Linked DNA regions of Mus musculus: region 2 is linked to region 1. Evidence: chromatin contacts called from ENCODE POLR2A ChIA-PET data. All regions are on one chromosome and are shown on one strand. The core of a region is the stretch at or near the end of the contact, and the rest is flanking DNA. Distances in the headings are between cores, read along the strand shown. Region 1 holds the start of Armc7 (armadillo repeat containing 7). Region 2 holds the start of Jpt1 (Jupiter microtubule associated homolog 1).

Region 1 (6,143 bases), core at 2,481-4,980:
GTGAATGTGTGGCAACTCTTTATCTTTGGATTTTTTTCGTTTTCTTTCTTCTTTGCTGAGAAAGAGTCTTGAGTGGCTCAGAACTGGACTTGCTATGTGGCTGAAGGTGGCTCTTGAGCTCTCTGTCTGCCTGTCCCTACCTCCTGCATGCTGGGATTACAGGCACAGACCACCACACACTCTATTGAGTTACACTCCCAGTCTCTTCAAGTTTTCTCAACTTGCTATAAAATAAAACGTTTATTTGGAACATAAAGAGGTCTCTGTAAGGAACAAAGTCAGATGAAATATGCAGGTCCTGCACTGGATCCTAGTTACAAACCAACCATCAAAAAATGTCCCTTTGGGTCTGCAGGTTGCCTCAATGAGTAAAGGACCTGCCACCAAGCTTCACGACCTGACCGCCATCCTCAGGAGCCACATGGCAGAGGAACTTACTCTACAAAGTATCCTCTGAAAGCCAGGGATGGTGGAACAACCTTTAATCCCAGCACCCATGAGGCAGACAAGTTTCAGACCAGCCAGGGCTACACAGTGAGACCTCAAATGCCCTGTCCTTCCTCATTAATAAAAAAGAATGTTCTTTAGGGCATTGTTAGGAAATTTTGCATAGCTAAATATTAAACAATATTGGAATTATCTCCTTGCAATGCTGAGGACGGACGCACAGAGCCTTAGGCACGTGGTACATGCACCATGATACAGGTCCTCCATCACTGAGCCCTGAGTTACTCTTACGGACAGTTTCCTTCTCAGTGCACCTAGGGTTCCTTTTGTACTACATGAGGAAAGTTTATTTTTAAAAGAACCTTTTAATGTGCTGAAAGAACTTGTTTGTTCTTAAATGCTCAACTTCTTCCCACGACCTAGATCCAAAGCTCCCGTGCCAATCCCTCTAATTTCTAGTTTCTGTTCCATCCGCCTCTTCACTTAAAATATCCCTAACACATCGGCCTCCCTCTAACACATCAGCCTCCCTCTAACACATCAGCTTCCCTCTAACACATCAGCTTCCCCTCTAACACATCAGCTTCCCTCTAACACATCAGCTTCCCCTCTAACACATCGGCCTCCCTCTAACACATCAGCTTCCCTCTAACACATCAGCTTCCCCTCTAACACATCAGCTTCCCTCTAACACATCAGCTTCCCCTCTAACACATCGGCCTCCCTCTAACACATCGGCCTCCCTCTAACACTTCAGCTTCCCCTCTAACACATCAGCCTCCCTCTAACACATCAGCCTCCCTCTAACACATCAGCTTCCCCTCTAACACATCAGCCTCCCCTCTAACACATCGGCCTCCCTCTAACACATCGGCCTCCCTCTAACACATCGGCCTCCCTCTAACACATCAGCTTCCCCTCTAACACATCAGCTTCCCCTCTAACACATCGGCCTCCCTCTAACACATCAGCCTCCCTCTAACACATCAGCTTCCCTCTAACACATCAGCTTCCCCTCTAACACATCGGCCTCCCTCTAACACATCAGCTTCCCCTCTAACACATCAGCTTCCCTCTAACACATCGGCCTCCCTCTAACACATCGGCCTCCCTCTAACACATCAGCTTCCCCTCTAACACATCAGCTTCCCTCTAACACATCGGCTTCCCTCTAACACATCGGCCTCCCTCTAACACATCGGCCTCCCTCTAACACATCAGCTTCCCCTCTAACACATCAGCTTCCCTCTAACACATCGGCCTCCCTCTAACACATCAGCTTCCCTCTAACACATCAGCTTCCCTCTAACAGCTTCCTGCTTAGCTGCTTTGTCTACATCGCATATCCAAGATGGCTGAAATGGAAGTAGCGTAAGTAGCGTGACACACCTCCTATGGCTCCATCTGAGTTCCTGTTTATCTCTACTTTGCTTGTTTTATTCGCCACCTAGCTCCCCTTCCAGAATACAATCCCCAACCTGTTCACCATCTCCTCAGAACCTGGGCCAGTACCTTCCTTATAGGGTGCCCAATAATGACTATCTATCATGGGGCAGAGGAGATGGCTTAGTAGGTAAAAGAGCTTGCCACACAATTCTGATGACCTGAATTCGGTTCCAGGGACCTACATAAGAAAACCAGATGCAGTGTCGAGCATCTGGAACCCCAGCACTCTCTCCCCATTAGCTGGAGGCTCACGGCCCAGCTATGGAGTGCACTGCCCTACTCTGAAGGCACAGAGATCTTCCCTTAGCAACTGGAAGAGGAGAACACAACAACAACGACTACCTTAGTTTTTAGAGACGACATCTTACCACATAGCCCTAGATGGTCCAGAACTCAGTACTCACGCTAGGCTGGCCTGGAACTCGGAAAGATCTACCTACCTCTGTCTTCCCAGTACTGGGGATGAAAGGCATGTACCACTGTACTCGGGGAGAACTGACTCTTGACAAATTTCATGCATACAGCCTGGTGCACATGCATACTCACACTCATCCACACACACATGCAAACACACACCTACACAGCAAATGTAAAAGAGTCTACCTTGAATAATTCAAACGGCCTTACAATAACCCAACTATAGGAGTTCTAAGCTACCTTTGCACCTCTTGACAGTAAACAATACAAGGGCAAGCTCCAGCCGGGCAGTGGTGGCGCACACCTTTAATCCCAGCATTTGGGAGGCAGAGAGGCAGGCAGATTTCTGAGTTCAAGGCCAGCCTGGTCTACAGAGTGAGTTCCAGAATAGCCAGGGCTACACAGAGAAATCCTGTCTCAAAAAAATCAAAATCAAGCAAACAAACAAACAAAAAACTAAACTTCTTTCAAAGAGGTTTCACCCCATTTCCTCACTTATTATCTCTTTTCTAAGAGGAAGAAAGACACGACTTGTTTGGAATGAGCTGTGACCCCGATAATGTGTGGAGGAGGAGAAGGTAGGTGGTCCACACACGGCAGCTCTGCCCTAGATGAGATCCCATCCCAAACACTAGTTTGTTTAGTGACAGTGTCTTACTCTGAATCCCAGGCTGGCCCCCAAGTCGCAACCATCCTCCTGCTTCAGCCTCCCGTAATGCTAGTTTTATAGGCGAGTGGCATGCCTGACTCTCAAGTCGCTCTAGTCTATAACTTGGGGGGAGGCGCGCGGGCACGGGGGTTGGGGGCAGCCTAACTCTTACCAATAGCAAACTTGATTAGGGTTTCATTCTCTTCCGACAGAGAATCAAGGAATAAGTCCAGGACTTGTAGTTGCCGTAGGTACTGGTAGTTGCCCGGGTCATAAGCGAAGTTGGCGAGGTTGGCGAGGACTTGCTCCTTGGCATCTGCAATGGGAAGCAGCCCTGGGGTCGGACCTGTGCGGCGGCGGCTGCCGTCAGAACCCTCCTGGGTCCCTCGTGCCCACGCTACACCTCTTACCTTGGCTCTCGGTTTCCTGGAACTCTGTGACCAGCGCCTGCAAGTAGCCTAGCCGCCCGACGTGGGGGTCTATCTTGGGTTTCTGTGCCATGGCTGGGGCGGCGGAGTTGGGAGCTCCGGTAGAGGCCACAAGGCCTGGATCCTGACCTGTCCCGGCGGCGACAGAGCGGCAGCAAACCCAGTCTTGTCCTGAGATCCGCGTCTGCAGCTGGGGATGAGCTGTGGGGGTGGCCAGGGGTCTCAGGATCCTGTCTGAGCCGGATCTGAAAACCAAAATTCAACCCGGGCGAGACGCTGTGGCTTTTCGGAACTGAAGGCAGGCACGCCCCCTTACCACACTCCCTGCACCGCTTCCTGGTTCAGGGCGGAAGTCTCTCTAGCCCCGCCCCAGGAAACGGAGTGAGCGGGACCAGGACGGGATTGGGCGTGGTTACTGGGCGCCTCCTGGGCTTCCCTCCGGATTTCTAGAGCTGGAGGCTTTAACCCTCCACTGCGCAGCCGCCGCAGCGGGGATGCGTCGAAGGAGAGAGGAAGGGAGAGGGGAGGGAAAGAGGAGAAAAGGAGAGAGAGAATGGTGGATGGATTGACAGCCGGGCAGACGGATCTTCAGGCCATCTAGACATGATAGTAGTTTAATCCCAGAACACGGAGTTTAAGGACGGTTTAGTCTACAAGGCAATCCAGAGCTACATGGCAAGACCCTGGTAACAAAACAGAACATCCATCAAACCCCAAACACAATCTTAGGGTCACAAGGAGCGTCAGGGAGGGGCCCAGCTTTGCCGTGCTGTGGTGGAGGTGGAGGATGGAGGCAGTAAGGGTTTTTAGGGCAAGGGTCAGGGGTCATGTACTATGTTTGGTACCAGGGACCTGAATCACAGCAGAATGGTTTGTGTACTTCACCTTTCCCTGGCCCCCACCTCTGGGGTTTAAGTTCCAGTGATCAATCCATGCCCAACATCAACCAAGAGCAAGAGTTTTAGTCTTAGTTTGGATGCTTGAGAACCAAGGTTGCTCCGTGAGAACTCTGTGCCCTTTAGGTTTTATAAGAAGCAGGCTAGGCAGACTTCTTACATCTCAGCTCAAGATGGCCAAGCGTCTGACTAGTCAGAACATCAAAGACCTGGGGACCTGGAGCCTTTGAGATTCCAGAACAAATACTTTGCAGACTCCCCTCAAAATTTTCCAGGGATGGTCCAAAGCAGATCCTGGCTACAAAAGAGTAGACTTTGCTTCCATCTTGTCTCCAAGCCCCAGGCTCCAAAGAACTGGGATTACAGCACACCTGGGCATGGGTGGGGCTGGAGATGGAAGTGAAGGTTTGATGTACGTGACTAAACTACATTTGCACCCTCATTTCTTCGTTGCTTATTGCCCTCAGATTAATGCCATTATTACCAACGGGCAAGTGTGATGAAAATTTCCTAGCTGGAGGATCACAGATTCTATTTTTCCTGGACGTGGGCCTGTTAGCCAGCCCCAACTCTGTTTTCTGTTAGAATGAAAAATAGGTCCCTGGCATTTGCCCTTCAGAGTAGAAACTTCCTTGGGGGGTGGGGGTGGGGTCAAGCTCAGTTCTGAGTTGCGATCCGGAAAGCAGTAGGGGACATTAGACAGAGAGGCAGACTTCAATTGGAAGATGGCATCTCATACAGGCCAAAAAAATTTTTTTAATAACGTTTATTTGTGTGTGTGTATGGTGCGCGCACATGGGCACGCCACAGAACAACTTGTGGTAGTGGGGCCTCTCCTTGTCCATGTGGGTCCCAGGAATCAAACTCAAGTTGTCGGCATGCAGCCAGCACCTTTACCTACTCAGCCGTCTCCACCCAAGGTCTAGAGACAGTGAACATAAGCAACTCAGCAAATGCACGGCTGCAGTACTTCCTTTGACCATGAGGGGGCACTCGTGACAGCACCTTAGAGGAACCGATCGCCTCCTAAAGATGCTTATTCATGCCAGATGGACTTGTGGAGGAGGATGGCTGGCGTCAGTCATGAAAATAAAATCATTTTCCTGATAAGGTTTTCTTGCTGGAGCCTGGTGGAGCCTGAACCAACAAACAACCCCAAGAAGTTCCTGCCAGCCTGAGGGAATGGAGGAAATTTACTCAGGCCTGGTTTCCGCTTTTCTTAGTCCAGAGTTCATGACCCGTGCGGCAGGGAATGTTTTTGTATATAATTCAGACCGTTTTCCCCTTCCCTGGAGTACCCTGCTGCGACAAGCCTGGGCTGATGACAGCTAGCCTTAAGAGATGACCTCAGAGACCAGCACCAGAAGCGAGTAAGTGGACATAGCTCCAGGCCATGGGCTCAGGCTAGCAGCAGCTGCCGATTTAGCCAGTTTCTGCCTCAGGGTTGATACCTCCAACACATTCCGGAGAAAGGGGAACCTCAGAGGCCAAGAGCAGAGCACAGACTACGGTTTGCACATAGAAGCCAGTTTTTATAATGTTCCTTAAGTTACCTAGCCTGTCTTCTTGGCTCCTGGTTAGTCAAGGTCTGCCTTCCCCTACGTGGATACGTGGATAGAGTCTGGTAAAAGGAGATTCTGGCTCAGGCCCTGCTCAATGGCAGAAGACTCTTCAGACTGTACAACTTCTGAGACCCAAGTAAAAGGGCTCCTTCCAGGACAGCAGAAAAGTTTCTTTCCCTGCTCTCTGCAGAGGCGCCAGGACCAGTATTACTGGTCTTCATCTGTGCCTGCTATGGCTCCAGTTAGCATAAGACTCAACTTCTTGATGCAGCACTCTTAACCTTCCTGATCTGAGGGG
Region 2 (6,143 bases), core at 2,632-5,131, 39 kb before region 1:
TGTTTCTCTCGATAACCAAGGAGTTAGGAGGAAAATAAGCAGTTGCTATGTTCCTCATGACTTCTAACTCAGCAACTGTTCAGTTTTCCCTAGAGCCAACTGCTTTTCCAAGTATTCAAGCTGTCATTTGTAGTGCAGAGACTTCAGCTCACCCAGGTGCCTTCTCTTCCCACCATGGAACCCAGGACCCTAGGCATGGGCTCTCAGGTTTTGTGAACACCACATTTTCTTTTTCAACATTTATTACTTCTGTTGTTTTTTTTTTTTTTTTTTTTAAGACTATTTTTCTGTGATCTCTTGCTGCCCTGGAACTTGCTTTGTAGATCAGGCTGCCCTTGAACTCAGAGACTTGCCTGCCTCTGTCCCCAGAGTGCTGGGATTAAATTGTGCCATCATGCCCAGCTTATGTTTACGTATTTTATCTGTGTATATATGTGCACGTGTGGCTGAACCCACGTGTGGATGGAAGTCAGAAAACAAGCTCAAGGAGTCGGTTCTCTCCGTCATTTGGTGCCTGGGAATTGAACTTGAGTTCTCAGGCATGGTAGCGATACCTCTTCCCACTGAGTCATCTTGCCTGACTCTGAACAAATACTCTTCCTATTCCTTACAACTCAACACACTAGAAGCAGGTGGTAATTACTCTTCATTGCTCAAAGGATGTCCAGTTGACAGGGGGTAGCCCTCTATAATGCCAACATCCATGCTGGAGGCAGGATGGGAAGACTCCAGGTTAGACATGAAGTATCCTTTATGCTACTGGGGTTGACCCAGACATGAGAGATCATATTTGGAAAGAGAAGGGAATTCTGGTTTTCTGTGAAAGCCTAGAGGGAGAGTATTTTGGTAAGACTGCTGAAAACACTAACCAATTGCCTGAAGAGGCGACAGGAAGAGGAATATTGTTGAGTTTTATGGAAATACTGAGGGTACCCAGGACGGGAGACGTCTACTTTTAGGGGTTAGGTTTGTCATGAGAAAAGGTCGCCCTTCAGCTGCCTACATGCTTTCACCTAAGGCTTTGCCTATGAAGATCTTTAGACCATCCTCCAAGTCCTCCAAGTGTTGCCTGCATTTGTTGCAGGGATAAATTTACCCAGACAGGTGGAAGAGTCATGACTTAAGAGTTGGAAACAGCTGCCAAGTCCCTGGCAGCTCCGATAGTTTTAGAGATGAGGCCATCCCCTTACCAGGCATTAGCCAGCTTTAAAACAGCCTCTGAGGGCAAACCATCGTTTGGGCTTGCTCATGTGCCAACCATTGGCACTTAAAGAGTAAGATCAAAGTGGTTTCTTGTTTGTCTGTTTTATTATTTATTTATTTATATAAGTTTTTTTTTTTGAGACAGACTAGGCTGGTCTTGAACTGAGATTCTCCTACTTCTGTCTTCAGAGTGCTGGGATTAAAGGTGGGCTCTACCACTGGCTGAAAGATTAATATTAAAGAGATTCCAGTCTTTCCCAGAAATGTTGGCACGGGCCTTTACTGGGAGGCAGAGGCAGACAGATCTCTATGAGCTTAAAGGAAGCCTGGTCAACAAAGGGGATTCCAGGGCTGGTGAGATGGCTCAGTGGGTAAGAGCACCCGACTGCTCTTCCAAAGGTCTGGAGTTCAAATCCCAGCAACCACATGGTGGCTCACAACCATCCGTAATGAGATCTGATGTCTTCTTCTGGTGTGTCTGAAGACAGCTACAGTGTACTTACAAATAAATAAATCTTAAAAAAAAAAATTTTAAAAAACAAAGGGAATTCCAGGACAGCAGGGCTACGTAGATAACACAGAGAACAAAACAAAACCCCTGGAATTTCAGCACTTTTTCTGTTACGGACTCTTTAAGATTGCTTCATTAGGTTTCCCAGTCCAGCCTGGTCTTCAGAGTGAGTTCCAGGACAGCCAGGGCTACACAGAGAAACCCTGTCTCAAAAAAAAAAAAAAAAAAAAAAAGATTGTCCTAAACTGGACAGTGGTGGCGCACGCCTTTAATCCCAGCACTCTGGAGGCAGAGGCAGGTGGATTTTTGAGTTCAAAGCCAGCCTGGTCTACAGAGTGAGTTCCAGGACAGCCAGGGCTACACAGAGAAACCAAAAAAAGAAAAAAAAGAAAAAAGAAAGAAAGAAAAGAAAGAAGGAAAGAAAGATTGTCCTAGTGGTGAAAGGTCTCATTCATCTCCACCCAGAAGCATGGAAAGCTGAAGGCTTATTTGGGGCGTGGAGAAAACATTGTTATTTCCTACACGTTGGTCAGGTTAAAGAGCGGATTTACGGTTTTTGTTAGCCATCTACCCTGCATAGTGGCACTGCCCTATATTGCCAGGAGTAGGGAGGAGTGCTGGTGTAACCAAACATTGGGACGGTACTAAAGCATCGGCAGCGGGATGTGGGGTGATGGTGTAGCACAGGCTAATCCAGTTAGCGCAGGCTAATCCAGGAATTCTTTTCATTTGTTTCTGTTTTTTTTTTTTTTCCTAGACGGGGGGGTAGGGGTGAGGGTGGGTGGGGTGGGTGGGTGGGGGGGTGGGGGTGGGGTGGGGGGGGAGTTCTCTGTGTAACATCTTTGGCTGTCCTAGACTCTTCTGCCTCCTTAGTGCTGGGTTCAAAGGTGTAGACCACTGTGTGCCCCCCGCCCTTTTTGAGGCTAAGAAATCTTGCTTCTGCCTCCAGGGTGCTGGGATTAGGGGTGTGCAGCACCCCCACCTCGGACCTTAAAAAAAAAAAATTCCCTCTCCAACACGGTTTCTCTGTGTAACTCTGGCTAGCCTAGAACTCGGAGATCCACCTGCCTCTGACTCCTGAGTTGGTGCTGGGACTAAAGGATTAAAGGCATGTGCTACATCGCCTGGCAAAAGATTTACGTTGTGTACATGTGTGTGCCTGCATGTAACTGCCCAGGTCAGGGAACTGGAGCTACAGTTTGGAGCTGCCCTGTGAGTGCTGGCAACTGAACCTAGGTCCTCTGCAGTACTAGCATATGGCCTTAACACGACATCCCTTCTCTCTTTCCTGCTTTCCTTCTCTGCCTCCCCCTCATTTCTTTTTGACAGGGTCTCACTGTTTAGACCAGACTGGCTTGAAACTCAAAGTGATCCTCCTGCCTCAGTCTCCCAAGTTAAGGCATTGCAGGGAAGTGCCGACACATCCTGCTGAGGTAGCTTTCTATTTAGGTAGCTAGGTAGTGTGTATGTGTGTGTGTGTGTGTGTCTCAGTGCGTGGGTGCGTGGAGGTCAGAGGTTCAAGAGTTGGGTATCCGAAATAATCAAACTCAGAGCTGAAATCAACCAAGTAGAAACAAAAAGAACTATACAAAGAATCAACAAAACCAGGAACTGGTTCTTTGAGAAAATCAACAAGATAGATAAACCCCTGGCCAGACTAACTATAAGGGACAGAGACAGTATCCAAATTAATAAAATCAGAAATGAAGACATAATAACGAAGTATATCTTAAAATAATTATTCTGCTTGTTGAGTATTAACAGTTGAAAATATTAAAATCATGTTCTACAAAAAAAAAAAGAGAGTTGGGTCTCTTACACGTTGTGGGTCCTGGAGATTGAACACGGGTTGTCATGCTGGGTGGCAAGGGCTTTTCCTTATGAGCCACCTCGACAGCCCCTCAAGTAACTTTTTAAAGTGACCGTGAACACTTGAGCACCACCAGATTGTCGAGGGCGTGGAGGAGGGGAGACCACAGCGGCCTTTCTCTGTACAGGAAGGGGGCGGGGCTTAGGCCGAGCCGTCTCCCGCGCAGCCCGTCCTGACGCCGATCTATGATTAGCACTGTAGCTAACCAATAGAAATGAAGAGATCTTTTTAAATTGCCCAATGGCGGCATGTGGAGGGTGGGCCCTATTGGCTCTATAAAATGGGAGTCCGGCGAGCCCCGCGGCGGTAGAAGCTCGTGGAGCCCTGGTGGTTTAGCTTTTGGAGTCGTCTGCGCCTGTTGGTCCCAGTCCCCCTTGGCGTTTTCAGGGCCAGCCTACCTCGCCCCTTGGCGCCATGACCACTACCACTACCTTTAAGGGTGTGGACCCTAACAGCAGGAACAGCTCCCGGTAAGGCGACAGGGTAGGGCTCGAGCCCTCCAGGGCTTGTGGGGACCGCGGGGCGTTGGTGGTAACGGGCCGGGAGCACCGCGCTCGCGCCCGGGGGAGGGTGGCAGAGTAAGGAGTGGGCGCCGCTTTGTGCGGCAGGACTGCCTCGGCTTGTGGCCCCGCCCCAGTCGTCCCTTCTATTCATTTCTCCCCGGTAACGACAGCTGAGGGGGACTGTGGGTGGCGGCCCTTTGCCGTACGGCAGGTTGGAGTCGGTGAGAGTGTGCGGGAGGATCTTCTTTCAGCCACCCGCGGCGACACTGGTCGGGTCCAGGATGGTGGGCTTGGTCTCCCAGGAGCCCAAGGAGCCTGCAGGGCCCTGGGCCCATTGTCCCACATGAGGGCCATGCGCTCCCGCTTCTGGCTCGGGCGTGTGCTGGCCCCGGCCTTGGGCGCTGCGAGCAAATCTGAGCACTGATCCGGCTGGTCTGCAGGCTCTTTTCCTCGTGGTGGCCCGCCGGGGTGTCCGTGTCTGCGCAGCAGGTGCACCTCTGGTAGGGCGGGGCTGGTCATCCCCTCCCTCCACTTCCAGCCCTGGACAGGAGCTCTCTTATCAAAGTGCCTCCCTGCGCCTAACAAAGGAGAGATCGGGTCTCCTCCCCCTCCCCACGCCCACCTCCGAATGCGCGGGGCCGTGAGCCTGCTCAAATGGGTTTTCTGCGCTCAGGTCCTCGGACCTCTGCCCTTCCATGTCGCCTTCTTTACTTCTCCCATTGACTTTGGCCGAATGAGTTCACCCCAGAGCAGGCTTCTCTTGGAGGAGGAGGTTGTCTGTGCTTGGGCGGGGCTAGGGAGCCATCCATTGTCTCTCCAGTAGTATGTAGTATCCCTTCCTGGAAGCTGGGATCTTGCTTGTCCCCAGTACACTGCATTTTGGGAGGAGCTCTGTGACTGGACTGGGACCCGTTTCCTACCCCTCACTTAACTTGGTGAAGATATTTTGTTCAGCGGAGGGAGTCCATCTACATCGTCTCAGCTAGTGGCACACAGTCCCTTAAGTTGGCTTTCAGGCATCTCTTTGATCTTCCCAAAGGCTTGGTTCCATGTTCTCTGGCCATGTATTTTCCATTGATGATGACCCACAGTTGAGTGTGACCAAGCCTTGGGGTCCCGACCAAGTGGCACAAAAGGGAGCCATTTTGTGGGGCTAAGAAGGCAGCGTGGAACAGCAGTGTCTCTCACAGGGGCTTGACAACTTGCTGACAAAAAGCAGCCTCCTTGAGTAGTCTTATGAGGAAGCTGGGGCAGCTACAGACTGCTTTCAGTTTCAGGAAGTAGTAAAAGAATTGGTGTGATGGAAGGGAACTGAAGGGGTCAGCGCTTACAGGGCGGGGCAGAACTGGAGATTAGACCTAGGAGACTGGGTCACTCCCTCTTGTTGTCATCCTTCAAATGAGGTAATTTGTTACAAAGGACACAGGGACAGATTGAGCCCTGGGTTTTTGTTTTGTGTGATGAGGCCAACTTTTCCTGGTCTGACACTGGTTCCTGGCAAGACAATGTGTAATCTGGGTTTTATTTTTTGGGACTCAAAGCTCAGCTCCAGGCTTTGTAGAGCATTTCAGAGCCCAGGGCCTTTCATGCGTGCTTGACATGAGACAAATACAACGTGTTTGCAGCCTCCTTTGCCACTGCTTGCCCTCCAGTGTTGGTGCTAAGGTTCTCCCCGACTCCTGAAATCTGACCAATTCTCTTCACCCCCTTTCTTCAGTAATATGCTTGCTCTGCAGCCTCAGTGGTGAATGCTGTGCTGGGGTGATGGGAGTCGGGATGGAAGAAAGGAGTTAATTTTTAAATTGCTGTCTGTGCTATGACATTTTTGGGTCTTAACTCAGCAACCTTGAAGCAGTTACTATCTATGTGGTTCAAAAAGAAAGAGTCCAAAGCACAGCTGAAGTACTTTGTCTTGCAAGCAAATCCTTTGTTTGGGAACCGCTCTCTGTTTCAGATGGTCTCTATAACGCTGACGTCATTGGGGAGGTAGTACCTGCTATCATAGTACCAGTAAAAGTTGGACTAGGCAGGTTTGGCAGATTTGTAAGCTAGCTGG

The links. ChIA-PET counts read pairs that join two places held with the same protein, here RNA polymerase II (POLR2A).
Region 2: POLR2A ChIA-PET joins it to region 1 with 34 read pairs in Patski. The contact joins the promoter of Jpt1 here to the promoter of Armc7 in region 1. POLR2A ChIA-PET finds 5 or more read pairs at or near these places in 4 of 5 experiments (Patski and embryonic stem cell).

The regions. Positions count from the first base shown.
Region 1 is chr11:115,473,254-115,479,396 of GRCm38, reverse strand. It overlaps Armc7 (armadillo repeat containing 7), which reads right to left and starts at 3,730. Exons shown (of 3, transcript NM_177778.5): 1 at 3,370-3,730; 2 at 3,132-3,275. The coding sequence starts at 3,460. Slc16a5 (solute carrier family 16 (monocarboxylic acid transporters), member 5) reads right to left here. Exons shown (of 4, transcript NM_001080934.1): 4 at 4,999-6,143.
Region 2 is chr11:115,512,131-115,518,273 of GRCm38, reverse strand. Jpt1 (Jupiter microtubule associated homolog 1) reads left to right here and starts at 3,881. Exons shown (of 5, transcript NM_008258.2): 1 at 3,881-4,054. The coding sequence starts at 3,999.